5 separate regions of the Homo sapiens genome follow, and all the other regions are linked to region 1. Evidence: chromatin contacts called from ENCODE Hi-C or POLR2A ChIA-PET data. All regions are on one chromosome and are shown on one strand. Each heading gives the region's core, a stretch centred on a gene start or an enhancer-like site at or near the end of the contact. The rest is flanking DNA. Distances are from core to core; before and after follow the strand shown.

Evidence for each region. Hi-C counts contacts between places; a loop is a spot of excess contacts on that map. ChIA-PET counts read pairs that join two places held with the same protein, here RNA polymerase II (POLR2A). Pooled maps may share reads with other maps.
Region 2: a map of endothelial cell of umbilical vein shows a loop between it and region 1 (7-fold over the local background). The contact joins the enhancer-like site here to the promoter of YAP1-DT in region 1. A Hi-C loop is called at or near these places in 36 of 168 maps with a recorded cell type or tissue (Calu3, IMR-90, MCF 10A and 22 more) and 23 of 50 pooled maps. POLR2A ChIA-PET finds 5 or more read pairs at or near these places in 8 of 52 experiments (AG04450, GM12878, H1 and 5 more).
Region 3: a loop to region 1 is called in a map of PC-3, with 12 times the contacts of the local background. The contact joins the enhancer-like site here to the promoter of YAP1-DT in region 1. A Hi-C loop is called at or near these places in 11 of 168 maps with a recorded cell type or tissue (A673, Caco-2, Calu3 and 8 more) and 6 of 50 pooled maps. POLR2A ChIA-PET finds 5 or more read pairs at or near these places in 8 of 52 experiments (A549, HEK293, HepG2 and 5 more).
Region 4: a loop to region 1 is called in a map of psoas muscle, with 3 times the contacts of the local background. The contact joins the enhancer-like site here to the promoter of YAP1-DT in region 1. A Hi-C loop is called at or near these places in 8 of 168 maps with a recorded cell type or tissue (A673, Caco-2, HepG2 and 5 more) and 5 of 50 pooled maps. POLR2A ChIA-PET finds 5 or more read pairs at or near these places in 11 of 52 experiments (A673, AG04450, BJ and 5 more).
Region 5: a loop to region 1 is called in a map of mammary epithelial cell, with 8 times the contacts of the local background. The contact joins the enhancer-like site here to the promoter of YAP1-DT in region 1. A Hi-C loop is called at or near these places in 26 of 168 maps with a recorded cell type or tissue (A673, Caco-2, Calu3 and 19 more) and 15 of 50 pooled maps. POLR2A ChIA-PET finds 5 or more read pairs at or near these places in 17 of 52 experiments (A673, AG04449, AG04450 and 12 more).

What each region holds. Positions count from the first base shown.
Region 1 is chr11:102,108,991-102,111,882 of GRCh38, forward strand. YAP1-DT (YAP1 divergent transcript) reads right to left here and starts at 1,467. Exons shown (of 1, transcript NR_198976.1): 1 at 837-1,467. It overlaps YAP1 (Yes1 associated transcriptional regulator), which reads left to right and starts at 1,457. Exons shown (of 9, transcript NM_001130145.3): 1 at 1,457-2,179. The coding sequence starts at 1,859. RefSeq lists silencers at 1,180-1,229, 1,240-1,369.
Region 2 is chr11:102,225,427-102,228,318 of GRCh38, forward strand. It overlaps YAP1 (Yes1 associated transcriptional regulator), which reads left to right. Exons shown (of 9, transcript NM_001130145.3): 8 at 2,043-2,155. Among named protein-coding and RNA genes, the nearest start is that of BIRC3, 91 kb to the right of the region's middle. Within about 2 kb of position 1,430, at least 7 of the 41 ENCODE cell types and tissues checked have a DNase peak (open chromatin) inside an H3K27ac peak, as active enhancers do; they include IMR-90, PC-3, PC-9 and 3 more, where a contact is called at or near this core.
Region 3 is chr11:102,006,231-102,009,122 of GRCh38, forward strand. No RefSeq gene overlaps it. Among named protein-coding and RNA genes, the nearest start is that of CFAP300, 40 kb to the right of the region's middle. Within about 2 kb of position 1,526, at least 10 of the 41 ENCODE cell types and tissues checked have a DNase peak (open chromatin) inside an H3K27ac peak, as active enhancers do; they include PC-3, PC-9 and mammary epithelial cell, where a contact is called at or near this core.
Region 4 is chr11:102,196,514-102,199,405 of GRCh38, forward strand. All of the region lies in intron 4 of YAP1 (Yes1 associated transcriptional regulator), which reads left to right. Among named protein-coding and RNA genes, the nearest start is that of YAP1-DT, 88 kb to the left of the region's middle. RefSeq lists an enhancer at 1,245-1,539. Within about 2 kb of position 1,363, at least 3 of the 41 ENCODE cell types and tissues checked have a DNase peak (open chromatin) inside an H3K27ac peak, as active enhancers do; they include A673, where a contact is called at or near this core.
Region 5 is chr11:102,176,957-102,179,848 of GRCh38, forward strand. All of the region lies in intron 3 of YAP1 (Yes1 associated transcriptional regulator), which reads left to right. Among named protein-coding and RNA genes, the nearest start is that of YAP1-DT, 68 kb to the left of the region's middle. Within about 2 kb of position 1,440, at least 12 of the 41 ENCODE cell types and tissues checked have a DNase peak (open chromatin) inside an H3K27ac peak, as active enhancers do; they include A673, HCT116, PC-3 and 6 more, where a contact is called at or near this core.

The sequences.
Region 1 (2,892 bases), core at 217-2,716:
TGATTGGAATCTTCTGTTAGAATTTTGAGTGTCTGAGGCCTGCTCCTTTGGCCGAGCCCTACCACACCAAGTGATACAGATCCTTCAGAATTCTCCTGGGCATGTTCTGGCTGAAGGAAGAAATTACCTTTTTGCTCACGGACTTTTTCCTTGCTTAATCCTACTTATACCTTTGTTTCACTAGCATTGTAGACAAAATCATTAAAACAAGAAAGCCAGATTTCCTTAGAATGGGCTTGTGCATTTAAAATTAGACTGATGTTGCACAATCCTATGAATATATTTAAAAAAACAGTGAATTGCTTAAATATACTAATATGTACAACTATTGCAAAAACTGTATGGTATATAAATTATATCTCAACAAGGATGCTTTAAAAAAAAAAAACCCAGAGTGTATGACTTAAAAAACATTTCTATTGTTTTTGAGTGGCTTCCAGAAGGGCTCCTTGTACATCAGGTGCCTGGGATGACCTCCTTGCCCATTCATTTCTTATTCAGTCCACATTAACGGAGTCCACCGTTGGGCCAGGCACAGGGATAGCAGGGGTAGGGACCCAGCTCCTTGAGGATGAAAGACAGGTACAGAGGCATGAATGCTTGTACCTGAAGACGCACTAATTTTTTGGGTTGCGGCTTCCAGTGACTATTGCAAATTCGAGTACTAAAAAAGTTGATGTGATTTCACTATTTGGAAAATGTAGTGTTTTTGTTTCTTTTAATAAGTTACACTGAGTTACAGACCTGGTCTCAAAGCTTCAATTACAGTAACCGTTTACCCCTCTCAAGTGAGTTTTTGCAGACTAACAGATAAGTGAAACAATTACAAAATAAAGTTAATGCTGAAAACAATGGATCTTTATTAACATCAATGCCGGCTCACGGTATCTATTTTAACTCCAATCTATCCTCGCGGCTTTAAGCTCGCACAGGCGCTCCGCTCGGTCAAGCCGGGGTAACGCGAGGAGGAGGAGGTGGGTTCGCACATCCTCTCTCCACTTCTTTCGGCCTTGGCCCTTTCGCAGGTCCAGGCGAACTGGAAGCGCCTTTCCCGAGCACGGGCGGGGAAAAGGGGCCGAGCGGAGCGGAAGAACTTCCTGCAGCCAAGGGCGCCCGCGTTCTCCGCAGACACCACAGTTCGGACCCGGATTGGACCCATCGTTTGCGGTTCGCGGGGCAGAATACGGGGCACGCTTCGGGCCCCTGCCCGGCTGAGCGCGGGCGAAGGGCGGACCGGGCCAGGGCGAGCGGGTCACGTGCGGCCGGGAGAGGCGCCGCGGGCCGGGAGTGTGCAGGAATGTAGCAACTTGCAGCGAAAAGTTTCCCTGCGCTGCCGGCCGGGCCGCGGTGCGGGCGGGCGCGCAGAGGAAGGAAGAGCCGAGAGGAGGCGGGGCCGCGGCGGCGCGGGCGGGCGCTTCTCCTAACTTTAGTTTTGGCGTTTGAGGCGAGTTTCTGTCTCAGTCGGGCGCAGCCGCCGCCAGGGAAAAGAAAGGGAGGAAGGAAGGAACAAGAAAAGGAAATAAAGAGAAAGGGGAGGCGGGGAAAGGCAACGAGCTGTCCGGCCTCCGTCAAGGGAGTTGGAGGGAAAAAGTTCTCAGGCGCCGCAGGTCCGAGTGCCTCGCAGCCCCTCCCGAGGCGCAGCCGCCAGACCAGTGGAGCCGGGGCGCAGGGCGGGGGCGGAGGCGCCGGGGCGGGGGATGCGGGGCCGCGGCGCAGCCCCCCGGCCCTGAGAGCGAGGACAGCGCCGCCCGGCCCGCAGCCGTCGCCGCTTCTCCACCTCGGCCCGTGGAGCCGGGGCGTCCGGGCGTAGCCCTCGCTCGCCTGGGTCAGGGGGTGCGCGTCGGGGGAGGCAGAAGCCATGGATCCCGGGCAGCAGCCGCCGCCTCAACCGGCCCCCCAGGGCCAAGGGCAGCCGCCTTCGCAGCCCCCGCAGGGGCAGGGCCCGCCGTCCGGACCCGGGCAACCGGCACCCGCGGCGACCCAGGCGGCGCCGCAGGCACCCCCCGCCGGGCATCAGATCGTGCACGTCCGCGGGGACTCGGAGACCGACCTGGAGGCGCTCTTCAACGCCGTCATGAACCCCAAGACGGCCAACGTGCCCCAGACCGTGCCCATGAGGCTCCGGAAGCTGCCCGACTCCTTCTTCAAGCCGCCGGAGCCCAAATCCCACTCCCGACAGGTAACCTCGTTGCCCCTCTCCCCGTTTCCCCGTCGGGCGGGCCTCAGACCGGGGGGGCGCTCGGGAGCCGCGGCCGCCAGCTCTGGTCAGGGGAGGGGGGTTGCGGGAACTCTAGCTGGGGTGGGGGTCCCGAGGCGAAGTGGAACTGGAGTCGTCCACTCCGCCGCGGTGACCAGCTCCCCACTCCTCCCAGAGTCCGGGGCTGAGATTTGTTTTTCCCTTCTGAGTTTCTCTCTGCGGTTGCAGCCCCGGGGGGCGTGCTTTCCCTCCTTCTTCCTTTCTTTCTTCCCGGGGTTCCCGAGAGGTTGGCGGGAGTGGAGGAGGGGTGGGGAGGAAGGAAGGGGGTGGGGAAAAGTCGGGCCTGGGCCGCGGTGGGCTTGCACAATGCGCGCGCCTCCGCGCGCTCCGCACCTTCGCTCCCGCCGGGCCGGGCTGGGAAAGGGGGAGGGGGGCCTCTGGCATTTGTGTGTGGGTGTGTTGCCAGCGGCGGCCGAGTTTGTGAAGTTGAGCCCTGGGCCCCTTTCCTTTGCGGCCTCTCGGTCCACTTCAGTCTCCTGGGGGAGTCAAATAATTGTTCTCTTGTTTTCCAGTGTTGATTAGAGGTGGGGGTAGAACCGGTCCATTTAGTTTTTTGCTCTTTCTTTCCTTCCCCCCTCCCGTTTCCCCTCCCCCTCCCGTAAGCATTTATTTTCCTCGCGGCTCAGGCGATTTCG
Region 2 (2,892 bases), core at 180-2,679, 120 kb after region 1:
GTGAGCCGAGATCATGCCGTTGCACTCCAGCCTGGGCAACAAGAGTGAAACTTGGTCTCAAAAAACAAAAAGACAAACAAAAAAACCTCTTGATGGTTTTTCCCTTGTTTACTATTTGATTTATGTATATTCCTTAAGCTCTAAATACTTTTTGCCCCAACTTGCCTTGGCATTGACTCTTAGTAGTAATGCTGAGTTCCCTTAGTTCCCTTTTACTTTTACCCTCAAAGCTCACTCAGATGTCCCCCTCCATGAAACTTTTACCCTTTACTTCTAAGCTCCCTGTTTGTTCTGAAAGCACTGTGCTTACATCTGAGTTCATATAGCCCCTAAATATGATTCATTAGTATATTTGTTCATTTCCCTCCTTGAAGTTGTGAGCCTCTCACAAAACATTGTTTGTAGGTGGTGGTGATTGTTAACCTCTTTATCCTCAAAGCCTAGTCTAATGCCTGTCATGTAGTAGCAGATGCTCAGTGAATGTTTACTGAATGAGTGGGGCCTGTAGGAAGTGGGGTTCTGCAGGGAGCAGTTCCTCACCAGGAAAATGGCCCTGTAAACTCTGTCCTCAGGAATGCCCATGTGCTTCCCCTGTGGTTTGGAATGAACTCTGCGCAACTCTGTAAGTTCAGTTATTCAGTAATAGACTAAAATGTCTGATGTGTGTCCCATGCTTAGCAGCCGAATAGAGTGATGACTAGGACCAGGCTCTTGTCCCAGATCAGGGCAGGCAAAATACAAACAAACCACATCCTGAGGCCTTCTCATATATGGCTGCATTGTATACCAATGGTCTCAGAGGCAAATGTGTGTTTTCTTGGATCTGTGTGAGGCTTTTGAGCCTTGGCAAAATCTGGCAGAAGCATTAGAGTAAACCAGTGATGGCAGTATATAGAATGAGGGGAGAGAGAGAACAAGGCAAATGCATTGCATCATTTAGGGAAGGCAGTTGGGGTATTGACTGAGCTTTTAGCCTTGAGCAATTGTTAAACTTGTTTTTATTTTTTAACTTTTATGTAAGTTAAATAGCTGCTTATTAAATGTACAAGCCGTAGAGAAAGTTGAAGTTCACACTCACACAGACCATTGAAGAATAACAGCTGCCTTGATTTTATGCGTTTCTCTAAGATTTTGTAGAGTTAGTAGAACTCAGGGAATGCCAGCTGATGTCTAGATGCTACTAGCTTAGGAAAGTGTTCTATTTCTCAGGGTAATGGATATTTACCATACTTTTAATGTAAATCTGGGAAACCTTACTTAGTCTAAAGTGAAAATCTGTGTTGGGTCATTTTATTTTCAAGGGATGTGCCTTGCAGTTTTTTGTTTTGCTCTTTTCTTTAACTGGAGCTATATGATTTCCCGTTTCGTTTCGTACTGAAGTGTTTGAGGCTTTTTCCTCCCCCGCCCAAACACAGAAGCAAGGAGATCAAGCCACGAGTATTCTTATCTTATTGGCAGTGACTCACCTATTTTGGCTCAGTCCTAAAAGGAATTCTGGTGGTTTATTTGGGGTTGATTTTTCCTTGGCTTATGTTCTCTGCACAATAGCTAGGAATTTAACTTGAGTCTAGTGCAGACCTGTCTCCTCGCCCACCTGGAGTTTGTGTTGTGACGTCTCTGTGCCACCACCACCTGGAGAATTGAGGCCTTGGGACAAGTAAGTTGTATGGGTTCCTCCGCACCCCCAGATTCAAATGATATTACAGAGAGGAGAATACTGATGCAGAGAATTTTCTGTCAGCCAGGAAAACTAACTGGGGGTATCTTTTTTTGTCCCTTATTGTCACCAAGCACAGAACCTTAGGAGAAATCTTGGTTCCTTAGAGCTGCCAGCTTCAATTAGGATTAACTTGTCTATTTCACTTCATAGCACAAGCCCTGTCTATGGCCCTGAGGGAGGGTGCTTGTTTCAGACATTGCAGGACAGGAATTTTCACTAATCCTCTTTGAGAATTATGTTGCTGCTCAGCAGGTGTTTATTTTTACCTTGAATTGATTTTTAAAATTTTTTGTGTTGGTCTTTAACTGTCATGTTTATGTAGTGGCACCTATCACTCTCGAGATGAGAGTACAGACAGTGGACTAAGCATGAGCAGCTACAGTGTCCCTCGAACCCCAGATGACTTCCTGAACAGTGTGGATGAGATGGATACAGGTTGGTATTCTTTATTCCTCTTAGTAACCTGACTTAACAGTGGGATATGTTATCACCAGGTCTCATAAGGTATTGTAAGCAAAGATGATTCAGAAGAAAACCAATTAAAATCCTGTAAATTTGAATTAAATTGATCCTGCTTTGTCTCTATACGGTGATTTGTAACTTGTCTTTTCCTAGTTTAAAAAAATATATATCATGGATTGGCCGGGTGCAGTGGCTCATGCCTCTAATTCCAGCATTTTGGGAGGCCAAAGTGGGTGTATTGTTTGAGCCCAGGAGTTCAAGACCAGTCTGGGCAACATGGTGAAACCCCATCTCTATAAAAAAACATACAAAAATAAGTCAGCTGTCATGGTACATGCCTGTAGTCCCAGCTACTCAGGAGGCTGAGGTGGGAGGATGGATTGAGCCCCGGTGATCACACCACTGCACTCCAGTTTGGGTGACAGAATGAGACCTCTTCTCAAAAAAAAAAAAAAAAAATCATAAATTGGATATATTAGCTCTATTTGAATAAAACTCTGATAACATGACTTATGTTAGCATGTTGATCTTAATTGGCAGGACAAACTGACAACCCTGTTAGAACATCTCTCTCCTTATAGATTAGTGTCCTTAATTTTGAGAGATGTCTACATGTAATTCAGTGTTTGTCTTCATCTTTTCTCTAAGAGTTTTTGGTCCACCTTAAGTGTTATGGGGCTCAGGAAACCAGGTGGGAAAGACTAGGAGGT
Region 3 (2,892 bases), core at 276-2,775, 100 kb before region 1:
CCGAGTAGCTGGAATTACAGGCACCCATCACCATGTCTGGCTAATTTTTGTATTTTTAGTAGAGACGGGGTTTCACTACGTTGGCCAGGCTGGTCTCAAACTCCTCACCTCAAGTGATCCACCCACCTCGGCCTCCCAAAGAGCTAGGATTACAGGCATGAGCCACTGCGCCCAGCCAAGGTTTCTTTTCAGAGAAGAATTTTCCAGATGATTATGAGTATAGGCTTATTTACAAGATTTAGAATTAGCTAAAAATATTTTTTCAACTTTTTACAAACATGACTAAGGTGAACATATAACGAAACCTTTTATAAACAAATGCATATACCAATTGGGTGGAGAATTGTTTAATTCGCCACATGAGCACTTAGAACATACTGAAACTTTAAATCTTTTAAGCTTTTATAGCCTACCAGTGGAATGTACTAGGAACTCTGTCTTTTTTTTTTATTTTTTTGAGACAGCATTTCACTCTTGTCTCCCAGGCTGGAGTGCAATGCTGCGATCTTGGCTCACTGCAACCTCCACCTGCCGGTTTCAAGCAATTCTCCTGCCTCAGCCTCCATAGTAGCTAGGATTACAGGCATTCACCACCACACCTGGCTAATTTTATATTTTTAGTAGAGATGGGGTTTCACCATGTTGGCCAGGCCGGTCTCGAACTCCTGTCCTCAGGTGATCTGTCTGCCTTGGCCTCCCTAAGTGCTGGGATTACAGGTGTGAGCCACCGCACCCGGCTGGCACCCTGTCTTCTTAATACCAAAGGTGTCAGCATCATTAGCTGCTAGCCAAATGGCAAACAAAACCACTTTACCTACTTGGCCAAGTAAATATTGCGAAAGTAAGGAAGGGATGGAAAAATAAAGGTTATTTAGTCTTAGCTATTGTATTCCTAAAGTAAATATAATCTTGCAAGTCATCATGGGGAAAATAACTAGGGAAACCTAAATTATCCTCCAAAATTCCCTTTGCCTTTCATATTCAATAAAGCCTAACCCTCCCTCACCATCAATAAGTCAGTCTGTCTTTGGTTTGCTTTGGCGGTTGAATAGCTGCTACGTTAGTGGCATATACAAAATGAGAGGGTAGAAGATCAATAGAGAGATTATGTAAGAAAGAAATTCATTACAGTATCTCTTTATAGCACTTCTATTTGCTTATTGACTAAATATTTATGTTAAGCACTGTCTATGTGCCAGGCACTATACCCCAGCTACAGAAAAAAAAAAAAAAAAAAAATGAATGATATATTCCCTGCCCTCCAGTAGTTCAGTTTCCTGGGGGAATGAGACATAAGTAATCAACTGTAATAGGGCTGAACTTGACCCTAAAGGAGTCAAGTGGAGAAAGCACATATTTTTTTCTGTCTGGGAAAGTCAGGATATTGGGGCTTAAAGTATAAGTTGCGGTTCACCAGGCAGAGAGGGACACAAAAAATATTCCAGGAAGACAGAACAGTATGTTCAAGGTGACTACAAGTAGCTCAGCATGATTGCAGTTCAGGTTGCAAGTTGGGGAGTGGCAGGATATGAGGCTGGAAAGGCAAACATAAGCCCAAATGACATGCATAACTGCCTTGTAATATCACACTTACCTTCTCACTGCATTCTAGAACATGTCTTATTCATCAATGTCTCCCTAACTCAATGTGTGCCATGTAATAGGTCCTCAAATAACAGTACATTAACAGCCCGACAATCTTTTTAAATGTAATTTTATGTCTATCATAATCAGTTGTAAAACTAGGTCAACTTGTATTAAGCTGTTAGTTGGCCTTTTTTAAAACTAATGTAATGACTGCCCTCTAGTGGTTATAAAACAATAAACTTTTCTATCAGTCAATGCCAGTAGCTTTCACTCTTTCCAGTAAGAAAACTTAACTAAGGCATGCCCTTTGATATTTTTATATTCTATTGTATTTTATTTTAAAAAAATGTTGGTTACAAGGAATAATATATCTTCACCCACTAATAGCTTGCCATCCAGTTTGACAACGAGTGTTCTCTGAGAACACTTGGTTTAATATATTAACTATGTCATATAGACTATGGTTTATGATTTAATTTATTCTGAAAGTAGATATGATTTAACGTTTTCTGAAATAGTAGGCTGCTTAAGTTTAACAATACAGATAATATAAATAATACAAATAAAATTCCCCATACACTAATACTAATCATACCTACCAAATATATTATCTTTTCTATTAGTAACTTACATACATTTCACATGTATTACCTCAAAAAAGTCTCTACTACAAATCTGTGTTTACTTTCATTCTTCAGAGTTGCAGACTGAATTTCCTCAGTCATAACAAGACTTACAATAAAGTTATGAAATATAGCTTATTGCTATAATAGGAAAAATAAGAAAACATTCTATAAGGTGATAAACAGGGAAACTGTTAAATTATGGTACATTTATATGATGACTATTACACAGCCATTAAAATTATATTTTCAAAGAATATTTAATGAATTAAAGAAATAACAATGATTCGTTGCTAAGTGGAAAGAGAGGGACCTGGAGCTATACTTAGAGTGTCTCAACCATGGGAGGAAATAAACACATCAAGAAAGAAAAGCCAGGAAATTAATGCAATCAAATATCAGGAGTGGTTTCTCTGCAATCAGATTCCAGGTGATTTTCATTTTTTCTTAATACTTTTTTTTTATATTTTTCACACTATCTACATTGTGCATGTGTAACTTCAGAGAAGTCCAAAAAAATTAAAAGCAAATGAAATTGTCTCCTTTGATAAAAGTGTACACATGAAAGAGAAAGAATGCCCCTCAAAGTCTGCCTTTCCAGATGTCCTGTGTAGCTGAATTACAGACCCTGTAACAGATTTTCTATACTGGAGGATGAGTTTGCTTGTCACAAAAGCATCTT
Region 4 (2,892 bases), core at 113-2,612, 87 kb after region 1:
AAATTCATAGAGACAGAAGTAGATTAGTGGTTGCCAGGGACTGGGAGGAAGGGCAGTAGGTAGTGAACTGCTAATGGATACAGGGCTTTTTTGTTTGTTTTTGTTTTTGTGACTTTTTTTTTTTTTTTTTGAAGTGATGAAAATGTTCTGAAATTAGATCGTGGCAATGGGTGTACAATTCTGTGAATTTGTAAGAACTACCAGACAGTACATGTAACAAGGGTGAATTATCCCAGTAAAGAGAAAAAATTATTTCTAGGCATGATGTCATTTAGGTATATAGTGTATTGAGAAATACCTTTTGTATATTGATCATAAAAAGATGTATTCAGTCATTAGGTTAGGACACTCGTCTTTTCCTTTTCTTTTGTAAAAGATAGCTTTTCAGTGTGAATTAAAATAAGCAATTTTTACTGAAAAACTACATTTTATGTTTAAGTAGATAAATTATTATGCCACTTTATAGCGACTCTCTATTGATGATTCAGTCCCCTTAGGTCATGCAGTAAACACTTAGAGCCAGGAGTGAGTGTTTTGTGTTTTGTTTTTACTGCTTTAAGACCCACAGATGGCCTATTAGTTTGTGTTTTTAGAAGAACATTAATTTCTTTTAAAAAGTCTACTGTTTTGTAGTTTTGAGTACACTCGTAGGTATGAGGAAAACCCAAATATTTCTTCTAAATGTTTTGAACAAGTTAATATAGCTATGCTAATATGGAAATATTCAGTGTCTGAGATTTGAAAAAATACTAGACAAAAGCTTTTGTTGTGGGAGATTTGATGTAATGTTTTAATAGCTTAAGAATCGTTTATTATTGTAAATGTATACCCAGTAAGATTACTAGAATTAAATTTATTATTCCAAAGTTTATGACTAACAGATCTGTAATACATTGTTATAATCCAAGTTTTGAGGTTACAAATCATGTAAATTTTTAGACAATCTAAAAATTGTCTGAAGTTTGGAAATTCACATGTTTAGAATGAAACTTGGGGAAAAAAAACCTATGGTGATGACCCCTTTCTTTTATTTTTGAGAAAGTAGTCCCTTATTTTTCAGTAATTGCTCAGTCATTGGTTTTCTACCATAAAGCTGTCAGGGCTGATTTGTTAAGCAAAACTTGAAACAGTTACTATTTCGTAGTGCAAGAAGCACAGACTCTAAATTTTAAAATATTGCATAATTTTTAAAATTCTGACATTTTGTGGGGTTTTTGTTTTGTTTTTACCTTTTGGAAATTTTATTAAAACTGGAAACATTGGGATTTCAATAGTTGATAGCCAGAGGAAGAAGTTGGTAATGCTATTCTTTTCTTTTCTTGCTGCCCTGCCCCCTTTCCCCAGGAAACAAAGCCGGTTTTGTTTCTTGCCTGCTTGTGAGGTCTCTGCTGCACCCCATGTGGGTGCACCGCTCTGTGCTTTGTTGAAAGACTTAAGATACTCAGAAGGTAAAGAACAGGATGCTTCTGGAGAGGAATAAATCCCAGCTTCAGTAGATAAACAAGGTTGTTTGAATTGGTCATTTAAGTGAGTTCTTTCTATGGAAACCTTGTAGTGCTGCTTGTATCCATAGGTAACAACATTTAGGTAAAGCCAAAAGTACTCACAATAGTCATCAGAGTATTTCTCTTACATAATTTTGTGCAAGTTTCTGTTTAATTCTGTGGACTGGTTCTTCCTTCATCTTTTGATATCCTAACTAATTTTTCCTGTTCCGTGGTTTTGAATAGTCAGATAAGCTTAGATTTGAAAAAGACCTTACCAACCAATTCAGTTTGTTGTCAGCATTGGCTATTGTCATTAATGATTACTGCTTTTGGTATCTAATTCTGGGAAACTGGTGAGAAGCAAAGGATATTTACCACTTTATTTTTGTGTAATTTTATTGCTATTCAGTGTTTTTCACCAAGAATGTATGTTATTTCATAAATAACTTAATGTTATGTTACATAATGAAAATATAATGGGGAAAGCTCAAAAGCTTATCCAAATGTTTCTTAATAGATGAAGTATTTAACAGTGTATATAGCTCTAGAATCTGTTTTGAAATCAATCATGTTTTATAATTCCAACACTCCTCAGCTTACTAATGGGCTATTTTCTAGCAGGTTTTTGGTGTTTTGCTTTTTTATTGCTTGGAACCAAAAACACTTTTCCCCAATAGTTGTTTGCCTTGGGCCTCAATTTACGACATGTTCATTGTATGTGATGAATCTCAGATCAGTTCCCCAATTCATATTTAACTCATGCTATCAAACCTGGCACAGCACACTGTATAAAATGTTTCTGTGTGGAAATATGTTGAGTGTTGTATTGAAACACCGAGAAGATGTTTCACCGAAAGAGAAGGATCCTCTTATATCGTTGGCTCAATCTCCACTACCTTTTTTCTATTTAGACCTTGTAGGAAAGAGAAACATGCATATTTTTGTAAATCATAGGAATATTTGGAAACAGTAAATGGTATGATAAAATAGGAGGAGGGAGAGAGAGAATGTATGTGTATGTCTATGTGTTTGTGGAGGAGAAGGAGAGAGGTATAGGAATCATCAAAATATGGAATTCGTCTGTAGGAGTCAGAGTCTTTAGGTTTAGAAAGAAGTTCTGCAGAAGAGAGAGGACTAAGGTTTATGGAGCACCCACTATTCCAGGTGTGTGAGAGAATAATCAGTCCTCATAATAACTCAAATGGAGATGTCAGTATTGATGGTACGGATGAGAAAACCAAGGATTAAGTGAATTACCAAATTAGTATGCCCAACTCTAATCCAAGTTCATTTGACTCTAAAGGCTGTGTTTTTTATGATACCTGTCAATTATGTAACTATGTTTGTTGGTAACAGATAAGAGCAATTTTATTACATGAGGTTGTTGGTGCCTGGCAAATCTTAG
Region 5 (2,892 bases), core at 190-2,689, 68 kb after region 1:
TACCAGAGAGAAAGCAGCTGATGAAGTAGGAGAAGAAACTATATGTAGACAAGTTATTAGGAAGAAGTGACATTCAGAGTGGGAAGGGATGAGAGGGAGTTAGCTAAGCAAAGAAGGTAGAGAGAAGAGTTCCTGCAGGGAGCAACTGCAGTTGTGAAGGTCCTGGAGCTGGGAGAGGAGATGTTTGAGGAACTGAGAGAAGATTGAATGAGGAGGGATGTGAAATGATGTGGAGGAATAGATAGAGCCTGGCATGTTGGATGCTTTCAGTACCGAAGCAGTGCTATATAATGCCTGACTATAGAGGATAACCCACTAAAAATTTGAGAATTTTCCTTTAGGGAGCTGAGCCTTGAGTCAGAGGACTTCCTCCTTAGAGGAGGTGAGGTAAGATGATCATGTGGCTGTGGTACATACAAAGTTTAATGTTGGAGTTGAATAAGACCAATTTGGAAGTTACTGCTAAAACTTTGTCATGGAAATGTGAAAGTTTATGTGAAAGTTTCAAGGTCAAAAGATCGAGACCAGCCTGGCCAACACAGTGAAACCCCATCTTTACTAAATACAAAAATTAGCTGGGCGTGGTGGTGAGGGCCTGTAATCCCAGCTACTCAGGAGGCTGAGGCAGGAGAATCGCTTGAACCCAGCAGGTGGAGGTTGCAGTGAACCAAGATTGCGCCATGGCACTCTAGCCTGGCGACAGAGTGAGACTCGGTCTCAAAAAAAAAAAAAAAAAAAAGTTTATGTGAAAGTTTTGAGGGACAAATGGAAATGGCATTTTGAAGAAACCCCACTCAAAATATGGGAACATATCTTGTGAAGTGTCAAATGTCCAGTTGGAGGAGAAAGACTAGTATTGACCCTGTGAGAGGCATTAAAGATATGGGAGTCATTTATGTGAATATGGCAAGCCATGGGATTTCATGAAAGTTCCAAGAAAAGAGGATTAAAAAAATATGATTACTGTTTGTCATAATTGTGGTGTAGTATTCAAGAGCATGATTTCTGGAGAGCTCAACTGTCAAGGTTTGAATCTCACTCTGCCACTTACTAGGTTGGGCTGAATGATCCTGGACAAGCTAACTTTTCTTTGCCTTAGATTCCTCATCTGTAAAGTGGGTATAATAATAGTACCTCCATCGTAGGGTTGTTAAGTGACTTAACATTTGCTTGCAAAGAACTTAGGAAAAGTGCCGTGTACATAGTAAGAACAGTTTGTGAATCATCATAAATACACGAGACCAGAATTTCAAAACAAGCAGCAGGCAGAATGTTCCTTTAAAAGGTCATTGAATGTACTTTTCCAGCTACTCTTGTTACTTTCTAAGGAAACTACTTGATAATCCTGTACTTTGTAGGACTCATCAGGGTGTGTTTAGTAAACTTCAGTGTCCTAGGTGACTTCTTTATTCCCAAATTGTGGGGCAGGTGACAAGGGGAGGTTGGTCCTCTAACTCGTGGTGTAGTTAATCAGGATTTTCCTGTTTGAATAGACATGGCAAATGGTTTTAGTTAGTCATTACTAATGCAAGAGGGTCCTTAGGCAAGAGCAGGAAGTTAATGGTGAGTCACCTTCAGTGTTATGACATGGAGTATTTCTTTTTAAAATATCACAGGGAGTTGGTTTTTGCTATAGTAGCTAAGTTGTCAATCAAGTAATACTAGTAGTAAATCTTACATAAAAACTCGCTTCCCTCAAGTTTAAGTAGTTCTAATTTATGCATTATTTTATATATTGCCTACTACTCTCTTTTTGCTTATCCTGAATCAAATTTCTCACCCTCTGTCAATCTAATTTTGTGTTGCTATAAAGGAATAACTGAAACTGAGTAATTTATAAAGAAAGGTTTAATTTGGCTCACAGTTCTGCAGGCTGTACAGGAAGCATGGTGCCAGCGTCTGCTTCTGGTGAGGACCTCAGGAAGCTTACAATCCTAGCAAAAGGCAAGTGGGAACCAGTGTGATACATGGTGCAAGAAAGTGAGTGGGAGAAGTCCCAGGCTTTTAAACAACCAGATCTCAGGTGAACTGAATGAGAACTCACTTATGACCAAGGGGATGGTGCGAAGCCATTCATGAGGTACCCCACCCCCCACCCCGTGACCCAGTCACCCCCCACCAGGCCCCACCTCCAACTTTGGGAATCCCATTTCACTATGAAATTTGGAGGGGACAAACATCCAAACCATGTCACCCTCTTTACGTCTCATTAAAATGCTGGCCTGTTTCTCTCTTCCTTTTTGCTATAGGGCCTACTTTTAATCTTTTCTTCGAAAGAAGACTTTGGTATTGGTGGTCAGGCATGATAGCCCAGCCTTGAAAAGCTTCCACATCTTTTTCACGTCTAAGGGCCCAGCTTTCGAGTGTGTAAAAGTTATTTGGGGTGAAAATGTGTATTATCCATTCTCACCAATCTAGAGGTTGTCATGAGTTTGGGGGATTGGAATTACTGTTTAATAATGGTAATCCCCTTTAAGTATTTACTGGTTGAAATAATTAAAGTTTTTCTGGTAGATTCTTAACCATAAAAACGAAGCGAACTGCTTATTCTGCCCCATCCACAGGTAGCAGCCTCTTCATGCTTGCCCCTGCCTGGAATGCCCATGCCCGGAATGTCACATGTTTGGCTAGGAGTGCATTTAGGTCAGAGCTTACAGGTCACTTCCTGCCCTTGATCTGCTTTTCTAAAAAACTGTTTCCCATTTTTCTTTTTCTTTCCCATTTTTCATTTTTCTTTCTTTCATGCATGCTGCTTTATTTTTGCTGCACGTATCATTAGCCAACATTGTACTGTCTTCTATCTGGAACATAAATTCCATCAGATAGGGACTATGTTGTTTATTGCTCCATCTCCAGGGCCTGAATATAGTAGGAACTCAATAAATACTTGTT